Linked DNA regions of Mus musculus: region 1 is linked to region 2. Evidence: chromatin loops called from intact Hi-C (ENCODE). Cell type or tissue: left cerebral cortex. All regions are shown on one strand. Links, peaks and the distances in the headings refer to the core of each region. The heading gives the core; the rest is flanking DNA. Region 1 holds the start of Srsf3 (serine and arginine-rich splicing factor 3). Region 2 holds the start of Kctd20 (potassium channel tetramerisation domain containing 20).

What was found. Peaks named below come from ENCODE experiments on the same cell type or tissue, not always from the same donor. Only the 100,000 strongest peaks of a DNase experiment are listed, where the experiment ranks them.
Region 1: it touches region 2 in a loop (4-fold over the local background); 1 of 42 quality-filtered maps calls a loop at or near these places.

Annotation. Positions count from the first base shown.
Region 1 is chr17:29,028,761-29,036,681 of GRCm38, forward strand. It overlaps Srsf3 (serine and arginine-rich splicing factor 3), which reads left to right and starts at 3,900. Exons shown (of 6, transcript NM_013663.5): 1 at 3,900-4,026; 2 at 7,481-7,688. The coding sequence starts at 7,483. It overlaps Gm16196 (a long non-coding RNA gene), which reads right to left and starts at 3,863. Exons shown (of 3, transcript XR_876716.2): 1 at 3,756-3,863. In left cerebral cortex, for the core only: a CTCF peak has its summit at 2,063 (motif pointing left); DNase peaks (open chromatin) are centred at 3,822 and 5,685; H3K4me3 peaks cover 3,268 bases; H3K27ac peaks cover 2,070 bases.
Region 2 is chr17:28,947,819-28,955,739 of GRCm38, forward strand. It overlaps Kctd20 (potassium channel tetramerisation domain containing 20), which reads left to right and starts at 4,618. Exons shown (of 8, transcript NM_001356300.1): 1 at 4,618-4,751. In left cerebral cortex, for the core only: a CTCF peak has its summit at 4,341; DNase peaks (open chromatin) are centred at 4,695 and 5,725; H3K4me3 peaks cover 2,519 bases; H3K27ac peaks cover 2,116 bases.

The DNA.
Region 1 (7,921 bases), core at 1,222-6,221, 80 kb after region 2:
CACTGGCTGCTTTAGTAGAATACCTGGGTTCAATTCCCAGCACCATATAGGGGTTCATAACTTTCTGTAACTCCAGTTCCAGAGGATCTGATGACCCCTTCTGGCCTCCACAGGCACTAGACACCACATAGTACATAAGTATACAGGCAGGCAAAACACCTACGCACATAAAATAAAAAATGGAAATTCAAAAAAAAAAAAAAGCAGGTGACTGTTCACCTTGGCCCTTCAGAGCTGAGGCAAGAGGTGTTTCAAGTTCTAACTAGCTTGGGCTGTGCAGTAGGTGCCTGCCTCAACCGCATACCACCCCCAACCCCAAATTAAAAAAAAAAAAAAAAAAAAAAAGTCAGGTGCTGGAGAGCTGGCTTTGTAGTTAAGAGTACTGGCTGCTCTTCCAGAGGACCCAAGTTCAATTCCCATCACCAACATGGTAGCTCACAACTGTCTGTAACCTCCAGGAGCTCCAATACCCTCCTCTGGCTTCAACATGCACCAAGCACACATGTTGCACAGACAAATAAGCCCAGCAAACCTGGGAAATTGCACCCTGGTGGCTGGCTAGCTGGGAGCTACGGTCCAGCTTCCTGTCCTCCAGGCATGCAGGATTCTCAAACGGTTCTGTGGAATCCTCTGTTAACCTTGCTACCTGCTAGGGTAGGAAGATTCTTCAGAGGGTGTCAGCACATCTTGGGAGCTAGGGAAAGGGTGAAGCCCTTGGCCCAGGTTCTCCTGCTTTTTGAACCCACAGGCCTAACATTGAAATAGTCTATCCATTTCCAGTTTTTTGTTTTTTGTTTTTTTTGTTTTTGTACATTTTGAGACAAGGTCTCATTTAACCCAGACTGACTATATTGTGAGAGCATATTTCCCAAAACAAGAAACCAAACCAAACCAAACCAAACCAAAGCTAGGCATCGTGGTAAAAGTCCTTAATCCCAGCACTGCAGAGGCAGAGGCAGAGAGGCAGAGAGGCAGAAAGAGAGAGGCAGAGAGAGAGGCAGAGAGAGAGAGAGGCAGAGAGAGAGGCAGAGAGAGAGAGGCAGAGAGAGGCAGAGAGAGAGGCAGAGAGAGAGAGGCAGAGAGAGGCAGAGAGGCAAAGGCAGGTGGATCTCTGAGTGAGGCTAGCCTGGTCTACAGAGTGAGTTCCAGGACAGTCAGGGTAGTGAGATTCTGCCTCAAAATTAAATTAAGTTAAATTGCCTTCTAAGTGCTGGAATCAAAGGCATGTACCACTCAAAATAAATTTATTTTGTCTCAAATAAAATTAAGTTGAGCCAAGCGTGGTGGTGCACGCCTTTAATCCCAGCACTCGGGAGGCAGAGGCAGGCGGATTTCTGAGTTCGAGGCCAGCCTGGTCTACAAAGTGAGTTCCAGGACAACCAGGGCTATGCGGAGAAACCCTGTTTCGGAAAAAAAAAAAAGTTGAAAACCCCAACAATAACAACAACAAAACATCTCCCAAAGGTCCAAAAAGAAGTCAATGGGAAAATGATTTAAGACATCTTTTTTTTTTTTTTTTTTTTGGGGGGTGCCTTCAAAAATCCAGTATTTTCTCTTTTGTTTGTTTGTTTGTTTACTTTACATTTACAGAACAACTTACTGAGACCAAACAGCTACAGGTACTTACTGGTTATTGACTAAGACAGTGCAGCCTAGATCAATTCCTTAGCCTACTCTACCTGTGTCCTGGGTGGACAGCTTGAGGCCTAACTGTACCACCTGAGGGCTCTCAGGCCCTCACACTTCTCTGGTGTAGTGGGAAAGAAGTCACCATGAGGAGATGGGACAGGAAGGGCTGGGTATGGAGTGGTGAGGGATGGGGTTGTAGTGGCGATGGGGGTGGGGCCTTCCTTGTGTGCTAGAGTGTGACTCAGTTCCTCTGCTCCTCAAGAACCGAGACCAAGGGCTGGAGAGATGGCTCAGCTAGTTAAGAGCACTCAGTGCTCTTCAAGTAGTCCTGAGTTCAATTCCAAGCAACCACATGGTGGCTCACAACCATCTGTAATGGGATCTGATGCCCTCTTCTGGTGTTGCTGAAGACAGCTACAGTGTACTCACATATATAAAATAAATAAATCTATTTTTTTTCTTTTTTCTTTTGTTTTTTTTCGAGACAGGGCTTCTCTGTATAGTCCCAGCTGTCCTGGAACTCACTTTGTAGACCAGGCTGGCCTCAAACTCAGAAATCTGCCCGTCTCTTTCCCAAGTGCTGGGACTAAAGGTGTGCGCCACCACCACGCCTGGTGAAATTTTAATTTTTATTTACTTTTTTTTTTTTTTGAGACAGGGTCTCTCTATGTAGCTCTGGCTGTCCTGGAACTATGTAGACCAGACACCTGCTTTCTGCCTCCCAAGTGCTGGGATTAAAGGTAGTCATTACTTTTTTTTTTTTTTTAAAGATTTATTTATTTATTTATTATATGTAAGTACACTGTAGCTGTCCTCAGACACTCCAGTCTGATCTCGTTACGGATGGTTGTGAGCCACCACGTGGTTGCTGGGATTTGAACTCCTGACCTTCGGAAGAGCAGTCGGGTGCTCTTACCCACTGAGCCATCTCACCAGCCTGGTAGTCATTACTTGTTTGTTTTACAAACCAAAAAATTTTGGAACAGAGAATATCACAAGTCATTTAGATACATCAGATTTTTTGTTGTTTTTCAGAAAGTATCTCAAGAAGTTCTTTCTGGCCTAGAACTCACTAAATGTATGAACATAAAGTTCGACTCCTGTTCCCTTGGGCCAAGAGCTGAGATTATGAGGCAGGGAGGAGAGGAAAAAGACAAAAGGACGTTCAAATGAGCCCCATTACTACTATACTAGGCATGTCTAACCCAGAAAGAAAAAAAAAGATCTAGAAGGAAATGAAGTTTTGCTAGAATCTTCTGAAGGTCACAACAAAAACAGGTTTAACAACTGTAGCCTGCACCACAACTCCCTTAGGGGAACAAAAGCATTAGAGTTGTGTCTGAAAAACTGGTTAATATTTTGACCTTTCTTGGAAGCAGAAACAACTAAGTCTCCCCAATAAATCAGAGTAGCCTGAGGGGGGCCAGGCCGAGGATACGTCTGGGAGCTGGAGGCAAACGATGTGGCTTGTCAAACGAGGGTATTCAGCTATCCTGGGGTCTGTGTGTAGAGGCCCAGGGAGACCCACAGGTCTGGCAGCCAGAGCAAAGCCCTTACAAAGGCCGCAGGTGCCCCTCCTAGCATCTGCATGGCGGAGCTGCGTGCTCAGAGCGTAAAGGCAACCTATGCAAAACCTTGCTCTCCTCCTGGGAAAGTGAGCCCTGTGACCGTTTGTCTTGTTTTTTTTTTTGTTTTTTCATGCAGCCTCATCAAGTCGCATTTGCCGCGCGCGCGGTTTGGGCGAGGCGGGAAAGCGAAAGTTGAGCAAACTTTGCAGGCTCTACCCTGCATCGGGGCGCAGACCGGGCACCGTGGGGTACCAGTTAAGTCGCCCAAGCTCGGTGACCTTGAGAGCGACTATAAGGCTCCTTAGTCTGCGATGGATGCCCCACAACGAGGAAGCAAGCGTCCATGTTTCACTCTGACCCGAGCCCGCGGCTGCAGCCGCCATCGCCCGGGATTAATGGCGGCAGAGTCTGGACAGCTTTATTCGGCTGCAGCCTAGGCGGAAGTGGAGGAGAGGGGGCGTCTGCGCGGCTCGCGGGGATGGCCGGGCCGAGCGCCGCATCTGCGGGACAAGCCGGCACGCGGCGACGAGCTCGCGCCACCGCGCGTACCCCACCCACCTGACGGAACGGCCGGCGCGCGCTCCCAGTAACCGCGGTTTCTCGCAGCGTTTGTAGCGCTTACGTCACAGCCTGCGCCGCCTCTGATTGGGTGATCTGGTCAGGTCATGTGGCAGAGCAGGGTGCTATAAATAGGGCGAGGGGACGGTGGTGGTCCGCCATTTCGTGACGCCGCGAGACCGAGAATCTGTAGGAGCAGAACCAGAGGGAAGCGGGTGGGCCTGTCGGAGCGTTAGGATTTGAGCTTGGGCCTTTTGAACCCAGGATCTCGGTAAGGGACCGGCGAACGGAGGGAGGGAGGTGGAGGGAGGGAGGTGGAGTTCCGCAGACTCGAGGTGGGGCCGGGCGCAATGGCGGCACCAGATTGAGACAAAGGGGCGCCGCCGCCATTTTGTGACTTTCGGTCCCGGGCGGCGGCTGGGGCCCCGGGCAATGTTGAAGATGCTTCCAAGTCTGTAAATCCCGGACTTAATCTTTTGTCCTTTGGAGGAAGGCTCGGAGAGGGATTGCTCCAGGCTGGGGTGTGGCCGGCGTGTGTGTGTGTGTGTGTGTGTGTGTGTGTGTGTGTGGGGTAGATCTCTAAATGAATTCTCCACGTCGCGGCCTTTAGTTTGATGGCGCCTTTTTCTTCCTTGCTCCTGGTTTTCTTGGTATAGTGTCTTGAGGACTTTGTATATATTTTTTAAGACAGGTCTTTTCGTATTTACTGAGCCCCTACAGTCTCATCTTTTTTTTATGCCGACTTGGTGTTTGCTTTAAAAATCTTTTCTAATGAGGCTGCGTTTCTTAATGTAAATCATAGTTCACTTTGAGTTGGGTTTTTCTTTGACCTATTTGCTTTTAACAGGTGTGAAAACCGGGGATGGATGAGTTTCATTTGTCTTTTTGTTTGTTTTTTTAATTTTCGCGGAATGGCTTGGTCGCTCAACTGAGTCTTGGGCACAGGGTGGGGTCACGGCAAAATAGGGTTAAATTTTTTAGTTTGATAATAGTCGGTTTGAACATTATGGTGTATAGTAGGGAAGACACTTAAATGGCTTATTAAGTAGGGTTTTCATTTCGGAAGTGTGAAGTTGAAGACTTACTGAGTGTATGTCCTCAAGGTTGTATGTTGTATGTCCTTTTAGTAAAGATTCTTTTACGCAGGAGTTTAGGGTGCACGGTGCAGGCCACTACATGCCTAGCAGACCTCAACATTTACTTTTATGCACTTTTTACTAAAAGACGGGGGGTCACTAGCAAACTTCATAACTGTCATTCCTCTAGCCTGTTGAGCCACAAGCATGCTTGCCTTCCTAGCTATGATAGTTTTGTTGTGGAACCTTTGTGTGGTTCCAAGATATTTATTTTTGTTTGTTCCTGAGACAGTTCTTGCTGTAAATCAGGCTGGCTGTCTTGGTTTACTCAACTTTTTTAGATCTGGTCTCCAACTCATCATTTCCCTCCTCCTTCAGAGTGCTGGGATCAAAGGTGTGTGTGTGTGCGTGCGCACACCACCTTCCTGATGCACTTAGTTTTTGAGACAGGGTAAGTTATGCTTCAACTTCTGCATTCCTTTTTCTGTAGTGCCGGCCTTCTCAGAATTCCCTGCCTCTCCTTGGGATTTCTTTTAAGTGTCTGGATTTTCCATTTCAAGCATTTCACATGTAGGGAATTGTAATGGCCTTTTCTGGTTTTAGAATGTTTTCAAGACTTTTAAACTTAGTAGTAGACAGTATATTCCTGAATACTGTGTCACATTCTAGATCTCCATCTCCTGGTAGTCATTTAGATTGGCACAGCTTTCACTATTGAGAGCAGTGCTGTAGTGAGGCTTTGACATGTTTTTCATTGTGTCTGTAGTTCTGGGGATTAAGTTTCAGTTGCATGCTAGACAAGCTCCCCACCACTGAACCACATTGAGACTTGAATATATGCTTGGAAAACAAATGGAGCCAGGTGTGGTGACTCACAGTTGTCTTAGTCCTTGAGAGCCAGGCTAGCCTGGCCTATCTACAGTGAGACACTTTTCTTAGAACAATAGCACATGGTTTGGCTGCTTGGAGAATTTTAACTGCTTATTAGAGAAGTGTTTAGAAAAAAGTGGTATTAGTGTTAAGACAGTAAAGGAAATTTTTGTGGCAGTGTATCTTGGAAGTATTTGATTGCGACAGGACTTTAACTGTAGCCCTGCCTGGCCTCAAACTTGTGATTTTTTTTTTAAGATTATTTATTTATTCTATGTAAATACACTGTTGCTGTCTTAGACACTCCAGAAGAGAGAGTCAGATCTTGTTATGGATGGTTGTGAGCCACCATGTGGTTGTTGGGAATTGAACTCAGGACCTTTGGAAGAGCAGTCGGTGCTCTTAACCATAACCGCCGAGCCATCTCTCCAGCCCCAAACTTGTGATCTTAATTAATTACTTTTAAAAACTAGAAATACAGGTTCTGCCCAAGGAAGGAAGCCTTAGTTTATTTTGTGTTTGTGGGATGGTGTGTGCACCACAATAAAGGTCAGAAGATAATTTGTAGTTTTTCTACAATGTGTGTCCCGTAGCTGAACTCAGGTGGACATGGTTCCCTATGCCTTTATTCTTCTACATCTCTCCTAAGGAAACTTGGAATGTAAGGTTTTGCATCCCAGCAAAAGTCCCAGCACTTGGGAGGCAGAGGCAGGCGGATTTCTGAGTTCGAGGACAGCCAGGGCTATACAGAGAAGTCCTGTCTCGGAAAACAAAACAAAAAATAGTTTGATGCCTCAGTAGCAGAAGCTGGTCTTCAACTCCTGCCTCCACCTGTGAATTGTAAGAACTAAAAGTACAGATGTAGGCCACCACTCAGCACTCTGGTTAAATTTAATTTGAAGTTAAACAGAGTTTAAGCCTCATATACAGGGTTTGTGGAGCCTTGCACAGATATTCAAGGTCAGCCTGGGATACTTGAGACCCTGTCTTTAAAAGAAGTGATAAGCCCTGTCTCGAAAAACCCAATAAATAAATAAATAAATAAATAAATAAATAAATAAATAAATAAAAGAAGTGATAATTGATCCTTCTGTGTTTTACACAGTTCCAGGGCAGTTTTGTTTTTGTTTTTTTAAAGGTCTGGCTATGTAGCCCTTAGCCCTTGCTGGCACAGAAAATGAGAGTTGGCTGAGATCTGACTCAGATCCACCTGCCTTGTTTTGAGACAGGTTTCTCTGTAACCCTCAAACTCAGAACTGCATGAGTGAGGATATTAAAGACATGTTACCACACAGCCTGGCCTGAGATTTTTATGTAGGCAAACCTCAAAATCAGTTTGCATGCCTGTTGGCTCTTTAAAAATTTGTTGGTTTCCTGAGGGTTGATTATGAGTGAAAAGAATAGGATGAGGGACAAAAGACATTAAGAGTAGTCTTAGTTTTTGCTTTTTCTTCTGGCTTTTTTTTTAATAGAGATTAAATGTGCTAGGCTAGATTCAGTAACAGTGCATTCTAGATAAACCATTATATTTCCAAGCCTGGTTTTTGTTTTTGTTTTTTTGAGACAGGGTTTCTCTGTGTAGTCCTGGCTGTCTTGGAACTCACTCTGTAGACCAGGCTGGCCTCTAAATCAGAAATCTGCCTGCCTCTGCCTCCCAAGTGCTGGGATTAAAGGCATGTGCCACCACACCCAACCCAAGCCTTCTTTTTTTTTTTAACTCTTTTCCTTAACTGTAGATTGATTGAATAAATTAATGTGTGTTTTTTTTTTTAACTACAGAAATGCATCGTGATTCCTGTCCCTTGGATTGTAAGGTTTATGTAGGTAATCTTGGAAATAATGGAAACAAGACTGAATTAGAACGGGCTTTTGGCTATTATGGACCACTCAGAAGTGTGTGGGTTGCTCGAAACCCTCCTGGCTTTGCTTTCGTCGAATTTGAGGATCCCCGAGATGCTGCTGATGCTGTCCGGGAACTAGATGGAAGGTAATGACGGATAGATAACCGGGTTTAAATTTTTTAGGACATAGGCTTTTTGGTGTTTAATCTACAGTGGACCTGAAGTCCCAGCACATGGAGTTAGGGTGCCCAGCTTAAATAGCAAGTTAAAGGCAAGAATAATCTTGATAGGCCACAGTACCTTAAGTGAAAAGAGCCTGACAGTAGCTCTGAAGCTGTAGGATAGGCCATTTGTCCCTCCGAGTTAAAATAGTGAAAGT
Region 2 (7,921 bases), core at 1,700-6,699:
ACATAAAATAAAAAAGAAAAGGAATTTTTTAAATAAATAAATAAATAAATAAGTCTTTTAAAGAGCATATAAAGCTACAATCGACTTAAAATAGAAAGATTCATAATAAGGAAACAAAACCCTTCCCAGTATCTAATATTGGGTTTGAGAATAAGAACTGGGGCTGGAGAGGTGGCTCATTGGTTAAGAGCACTGACGGCTCTTCCAGAGATCATGAATTCAATTCCCAGCAACCACATGGTGACTCACAACCATCTGTAATGGAATCGGTTGTCCTTTTCTGGTGTGTCTGAAATAGCAATAGTGTATATTATATATAAGATAAATAAATCTAAAAGAATTTTTTGAGAGAGAGAGAATAAGAGCTGTGTATTCACAGACATGAACCATTGTAGGTGACACACACATGGCCTGGGACTCCAGTGTGTCTGTGAACTAGCAACCAGGGTAAGGAGAGAGAGAGGCTTCTGTTCCTGCAGGCAGCCCGCATTACCATCTTGTTCCCATTTTTCTGGCTTCCCCCTTCTACTCCCTACAGGACTCTGGCTTGCAGATTTTAGCTTGATTCTGGATGCTCCAAGGGACCATCTGTGGATTTCTACCTCGGTCCTCTGTAAGAGCAGTCAGCTCATGATTGCTCAACTATCTCTCCAGCTCTCTCCCTTGCTCTCACTCTCTCTTGACAGGGTCTCACTGTGTAGTCAATACTCTCCTGGCATTTGCCATATAGACTGAGCTAGCCATTGAACTCAGAGATCCACATGCCTCTGTCTCCTGAGTTCTGGGATTACCATTGCACATCACCACTGCTGGCTTCATTTATCTTTTGAAACAGAATTTCATCCTGTAGCCTAGGCTGGTCCTGAACCTGTTTTAATTCCTGCCTTAGCCTGTTTCATGCTGGGATTACAGGTGAGACTGATCTTATTATACTTTGTTATTCTATCTTGCCTGCCAAACACACCTAAATCCCCACCCACTTTTCTGAAAGGACAGAATATCCAAATAGAATAACATCACTGGGAACGGGGCCAGCCGAATGCTGCAGAGTGTCGGGTGCTTGCTGAGCAAGGCTGATGATATTTGATCCTTGGAACCCATGGTGGAAGGAGAGAATGAATCAACTTCTGCAAGCTGTCATCTGACATTCATATCCAAGCCGTGGCACACCATATCCCTGCCTTAAAACACAACCCACCCACATGGATAATAATGAATAAAGTATTAGATTTTAAAAATGTGTATGCACTATGTAGTATCTTTTGAATGAGTGTTTTTCTTTTTCTTTTTTTGAAGATTTATTTATTTTATGTATGTGAGTACACTGTAGCTGTCTTTAGACACACCAGAAGAGGGCATCAGATCCCATTACAGATGGCTGTGAGCCACCATGTGGTTGCTGGGAATTGAACTCAGGACCTCTGGAAGAGCAGTCAGTGCTCTTAACCGCTGAGCCATCTCTCCGGCCCCCTCTTTCAATTTTTAAATTTACATTTATTTACTCTGTGTGTGTTCATTGTAGGAGGTCAGAGAGCAAGTCTAAAACTGGATTTCTCTTTCCATCATGAGGGTCCCAAGGACTGAACCCTAGATACATGGCTTTGTAGCAAGTGTCTTCAGCCAAGGCATCTCACCGGCCTTAACGTTTCTTTTCTTTCTCTTTCTCAAGACAGATTTTCTCTGTGTAGACCAGGCTAACCTTGAACTCACAGAAATCTGCCTACCTCTGCCTCCTGCATGCTTGTATTAAAAGTGTGTGCCACCACCAACCTGGCAACTTGGTTTTCTTTTTTCTTTTTTTTTTTAAAGATTTATTTATTATTATATGTAAGTACACTGTAGCTGTCTTCAGACACACCAGAAGAGGGAGTCAGATCTTGTTACGGATGGTTGTGAGCCACCATGTGGTTGCTGGGATTTGAACTCTGGACCTTCGGAAGAGCAGTCGTGTGCTCTTACCCACTGAGCCATCTCACCAGCCCTTGGTTTTCTTCTTATTGCATTTATTTCTCTCTTTAAGTAACCTAACCAGACTATGTGGCCAGCAAGCCCCAGGGGTCTTCTCATCTCTAGAGCTAGGGCACAGCATATGCTGATCGACGCACCTGGCTCTGTACAGATCCAAACCCAGGTTCCCATGATTGAGCAGTGTGCACTTTACCGGCTGAGCATAGTGGTGAACGTGTGTAAATTTAGTAATCAGGGGCTTGAGGCAGGAGGATTGCCACAGGTATGAATCCAGCATAAGCTACAAAGTTAAGTTCCAAGCCAGCCAAGTTATAGAGTGAGACTCTCTCTTTCTCTCTAACTAACAAGAGAAGTCTCTACTTATTAGGATTGTAGAGGAGTTCCCCAGGAAGCAAGGGTATTGAGCTGGGGTCAGGTGACCTGCCTGTGCATCCTATAAACACTGCCCAGTAGTGTAATAGCCTTGAACACTACTTATTTATGTCTTGTTTTCCTTATGTGTAAATCTGCATGATTAAACCTTCCGTCCTTGGTTGGTGAGAAGTTTTAAGGGCTGTAAAACATCATGAAGAAATCTCAGTGTTCTATAGTATTTACCAGCAGCAGGTGCAATATTTTAGGAAATGTACTAACCCCATTAATTGAATGGACTTGTGCTACTTTTCAAATTAGCCATTATGAACAATGAAAGTTCCAGGCCTGCCAATCTGTCTTTAGGAAGGGTTACAGTCTCAGATGATGAACCTAGTTCAGATATTTGAGGATACACTTAAATTTGTTTCTTTGTTTTTCAAGACCGGGTTTCTCTGTGTAGCCCTGGCTGTCCTGGAACTCACTCTGTAGACCAGGCAGGCCTGGAACTCAGAACTCAGCCTGACTGAGGATACAGTTAAATTAAAGTGACAAAAGTCGACATTAATACACATTTCTCATATGCCTCCTATAATTGATATTCATCCAAAATCGGTGTCATGTCTGATTTAATGATATTTAATCAAAAGACAACCCTTTTACTCTTCACTATTAGTTAAGTATGTGCTATCTTGGATCCCCTCTGGGCGATGGATAACAAGTATTAAGTGTTGGCTCAGGATGGGTGAGGGGAGCTTGGAAATGAAAGAAAGAGGAAGTTGATTGTCCTGTATTCAGAACAAGAAAGGCAGTAGTTCCACCGTGGGTATGGAGACTGCACAGGGGCACAGGATTAGAAGAGGAAACTTTTGGAATGAAATTTTAATCAGTGGGTATGTTCTCTGTAGTTCCAAGGCCCAGAGATGCCAGCACATGATCTCATTACTGTGTTGGCTTTTTTGTGACATTACTGTGTTGGTGGTCGTATTTGGTTTGTTTTGAGACATGGTTTCCTCTGTGTAGCCCTGGCTGTTCTGGAATTCACTTTGTAGACCCAGTTTCCTGACTGGATTCCCTGACTTCCCTTAGTGACAGGTGGTATGGGGGAAACTGGGCAAGGTAGACCCGTCCCCCTCCTCCCCTCCCCCCCCCAGAAGCAACATAAGCCAAATAAGGGGGACCTCGATTTCCTGATCCTCCTGCCTCTACCTCCCAAGTGCTAGGATTAATGCTGTGCACACAGGTATTCCCTATATTTTTTTGCGTGGTTTTATTAGTTTATTTAGTGCTCAGCAGCAGTTTTAAAGTAGAATAATGTCAGCACTTGGGAGACAGGGACAGGAGGATGAGGAGTCCAAAGCCATCCTTGGCTACACAGCAAATTCAACATGGGCTGCGGCGTCACATCTCAATAAAATGAACTCGGACCTGGAGACGTAGCTCAACTGGTAGAATAATGGCCTAGGGTGCATGAAGCCCTGGGTTACACCAGAGCCCTTCATAATTCGGCTACGGTAGGGCTTGTCTGTAACCCTATCCATCACTCACATGGTGAAGGTCGGATCAGAGGTGCAAGGCCATACTGGGATAAAGGAGACTGTCTCAAAAAACAAAGAACACCCCATGTATTAAGAGTGGAGAGCCAGGGAGGAGGGAGAAGGGAAATAAAGGTTAAAACAAGCAAACCCCCAATAGAACGAAACACCCAAAACTAGAAGTCTGTGCAATCATTGTGATGGTGTAATCAACTGGTCTGATAACTTTCTTAAGTACAAAAGCCACAAGTCCCCGTGACCCTGAGAGATGGAGCCAGGTTCCTCCTCTCAGGTTCCCTTGTGCGGTTCACAGGAAGCAAGGCAACCAGCTTTCTAATAGTTTGCTTCCAGGTAACATGAAACCTGTAGAATCTTGTTTGCTATCGCAGATTGTTCCGTGAAACTCAAGAGTTGGGGGGAAGTTTTTGTTTTCTCTTTTATCTTGTTTTGTTGTTGTTGATGTTTTTCTGTCTTTGGGCTGCAGTTCATATCCATCCGCCACACAAAGGCGATAGGCTCATCTTTCCGTGAGCATCACGCGTTCCGGGGCGACCCAGCCTCTTTCACCTTCGAGCCTGCAGCTCGCTTTCCTGTCTGAGCCCCTTGGGTGATGGAGCGCAAGCGGCGGCGGCGCGCGTTACTGGGCCGCCCTGGCGAAGAGCCCCAGTTCCCGGCCGGCCGGGCAGGCAGGCGAGGCCCCGGCCTATGGCGGAGTCCGCGGCGGGGGCGGGGCGAGCCGCGCGGCCTTCCCGGCATGCCCCGCGGTGGGCGGGGCTCTTGTTTTGAAGGGCCGGGTGACTCAACCGGGGATCCGCGGCCAGGGCGGGGGCGCGCGGTGGCCGGAGCTTGGAGGTGGCTTCGGGGCTCGGTGTCGGAGAGCGCGGCAGCAAGCGGCCGGTGAGTGCCGAGTGACAGGGTGGGCGGGCGAGCGGGCAGGTGATGGCGCGGGCTGATGATGGCGGCGGGCGCGACGCTGCGGCCTGAGAGGCCCCGTGCGGGCTCCTCCCCGGCCTGGGGAGAAAGGAGAAGCCGGGCGAGGCTGCCGACCAACCACGCAGGGCCACCGGTAGCCCAGGCTGGGGAAGGTTGGTCGCGCTTTCCCAGAACCTCTGGAATCTTCTGTCGGTCCTGTCGCCCCTCTGTTGTCATCCCATGCTTAGTGCAGAACTGGGAGATTTTTTTCTTGCATATAAGAACTTTTTATAGCAGACAGTGTCGTCAGGCTTGCGCCATGAGGACACCTCCTCCCCTTTGTGGGAATTTGTCATTCTTTCTGAACATTCCTGGATTGGGCTGATTTACTATTTAGAAGTAAATCTAATCTTTTAAGTGAGAATTCAGCAAACGAACTAACAGACAGGCCAGGAACTCTGACCAACCAAGCTCTTTCACGGTGTCTGTTTGCTGATAGACAATTGTTTACCTAGAAATTTGAGATTTCTTTTTAAATGATCTCCCAAACAGAATGTTGGAATAATATTAGTTGTGACGAACCTTGAATTAGAACGTCAACCCCACTCCAGAGGAACAAAAACAAAATCTTAAAGTAGCAGTTCTCAAACGCGTTTTGCAGGTCGCTAGCACGGCTCCCAGAAATTAATTCTAGAAATCTAGGGTGGACCCCTGAGTCTACTAGTGCTGGCAGGCAACCACCCCGCTTGGGCCGCCTTGGTAAGCCAGGAACCGGACCTTAGGAAACCAAGATTAGCTTGGCCTGAGGACTGTAAATACTGTCTCATGTCCTTTTCTTTCTGTTGACTTACTCCTCTCCTGTCCGTAATCAGTCGGGAGTCAAGAAGCCCTGATTCGGAAGGCTGTGTGAGAAAGGATAGTGCTTTCTGGAGCCCTTACATGAGAGCAGGAAATGGCTTTTTATCCATATCCTGTTATTGCCTGGGTGGGAGAAAGATGGCGTGGATCAGGCTAACCCACCTTGTTTCTCTCAGGAGCCTGTTGGTAGGATCGTGGGAGCTTGAGCATGTCATTAGGTCTTGGCTCCCACCTCAGCTCTCTGCTTTCCTTCTCATGGTATCAGCCAGGGAGTGCCCGGAGCCTGGGGGGTCTCTGATTCCCTGGGATGTGCCAGCATCAGTAGTATTTATGGGCTTTTAGTTGTGGGTATCAATTCACTAGCTACAGAATATCTGAATGATGCCTAGCTTACACAGTACAACTGAAGTAAGGCATGTTAGAGACAGTATCCCAAGCGTGGCTCAGAATTCCCTTGCTGTCTGGCAGAAATGAGGGTTGGATGACCTCCACATCTGCCAAAGGTGTTTTCTACATCTTGATGTCTCTTGAGACTCCACAGGGATATTAAAGGTAGCCATGAGGGTTTGGCGTTTTTCTTGGCTTTGGTGGCTTTGGATGTCTGGCTACTTATTGATGGTTTTGTTGTTGTTGTAGATGACGTACAAAAACAGTGTGCCTTTCTGTAATGCTGAGTTTCCTGACTTGTTTTGTGTTTCCCACCTGCCACACATGGGGTCTCCCCACACCTCCATGGCTAATTGGAGTGAGAAACTGAGGGAACTGTTTGGATGATGTTAAATGATTTAAGATGGGAAAGTCGGAGTCCTTGAAATGAGAAGCTTAGAGGATAAGGGAGCACGTTGTAAGTTTACCTAGCTCAGTCCTCTCATCTTTCAGGTAGTGACTGGGAGGTAGGCTGGGGATGTAACTCAGTGGCAGGGCGCCTGCTCTGCATGTGTGGGAGGTACTAGGTTTGTCCCTTAGTGTACGCCATACTCTTTTCCCCTCTTCCCCACATCCAAACACAAGAGTCTGAGATGGTAGGAGGAGGATTCCTGGTCTAGCCTGCTGCCCTTCCTGCTCTATTACCTTTTAAATGCTTCCGCAAGAAGGTGGTGCAGAGCGGAGAAATAACAAGGCAGAGAAAACAGAGAGACTCTGATATGACCATAGTGCCAGTGTCTCATGGAAGTTGAAGGAACTGTGCGTTCTAACTGTAAACCACGGTGATGAGAGTGCTGAGATAAATCAGAAGCTTGAACGGGTCGGGGAAGGAGAAGTAAGAGCGGGCAGATGGCTGGCTTACAAAAACCTGAGAGGTTAGAAGCGCACTGGCTGTAAGAGATTCACTTTAGAAAAGATTAATACTAACGGTTGGGTTGTAGAAGTTACCTGTATGAGCAGTGTCCAGAACCTTTGACGCCGCTGTCTTGAGTAACTTGAGCTACTCTCGTGGTGACCAGGTTTATTAGGATCCTAGCTGGTTGGTTGGTTTTGGGGAGTTGTGGTATTCTATGCCTTTATCATATGTATGCTCTTCTCTTGAGAGGAGGTCATCCCGTCCCTTGGAACAGGAGTTGCAGACCTCTGAGCTGCCATGTGGGTGCTGGGAACAGAACCTGGGTCCTCTGCAAGAGCAGCCAGTGCTCTTAGGCAACAGAACCATCTGAGCCACAAGTTGTGTAACCGTTAACACTTTTTTTCTTGATTAGTTTCAGAGAGCATTTAGATTTTCTTCATCTGTTTTTAAAAGCTAACTTCTTGTTTCAGTATTGTTTTTTTTTTTTTTGGTTTTTTGAGACAGGGTTTCTCTGTATAGCCCTGGCTGTCCTGGAACTCACTCTGTAGACCAGGCTGGCCTCAAACTCAGAAATCCACCTGCCTCTGCCTCCCAAGTGCTGGGATTAAAGGCGTGTGCCACTACAACCGGCTCTGATTTTTTTTTTTAAATGAAGTTGTTTATTACATTTCTTTTGTGGGGGGTGGCACATGCACACTCTCGTCACAGTCTGCATGCGGAGGTCAGAGGACAGCTTGCAGGTTATTTCCTCCGTGGGTTCTGGTATCAGGCTCAGGTTGTTAGCTTGGGCCTTTACCTGCTGAGCCCCCTGGATTTCTCAGCTCTGAATTTTGTTGTCTGTGGTGCCGGGGGTTGGGGCTGGGCTTTGGGCTGTTCCTGTTAAGTAAGCACTCGTCCAGCCCCCTCCGCCCCACCTGGTCTGGTTTTGTTTTCTCTTTTTGAGACAGGACCTCACTGTGTTCAAGGCTTGCCTGGGATTTGAGATCCTTCTGCTCGGAAGTGCTGGGGTTCTGGT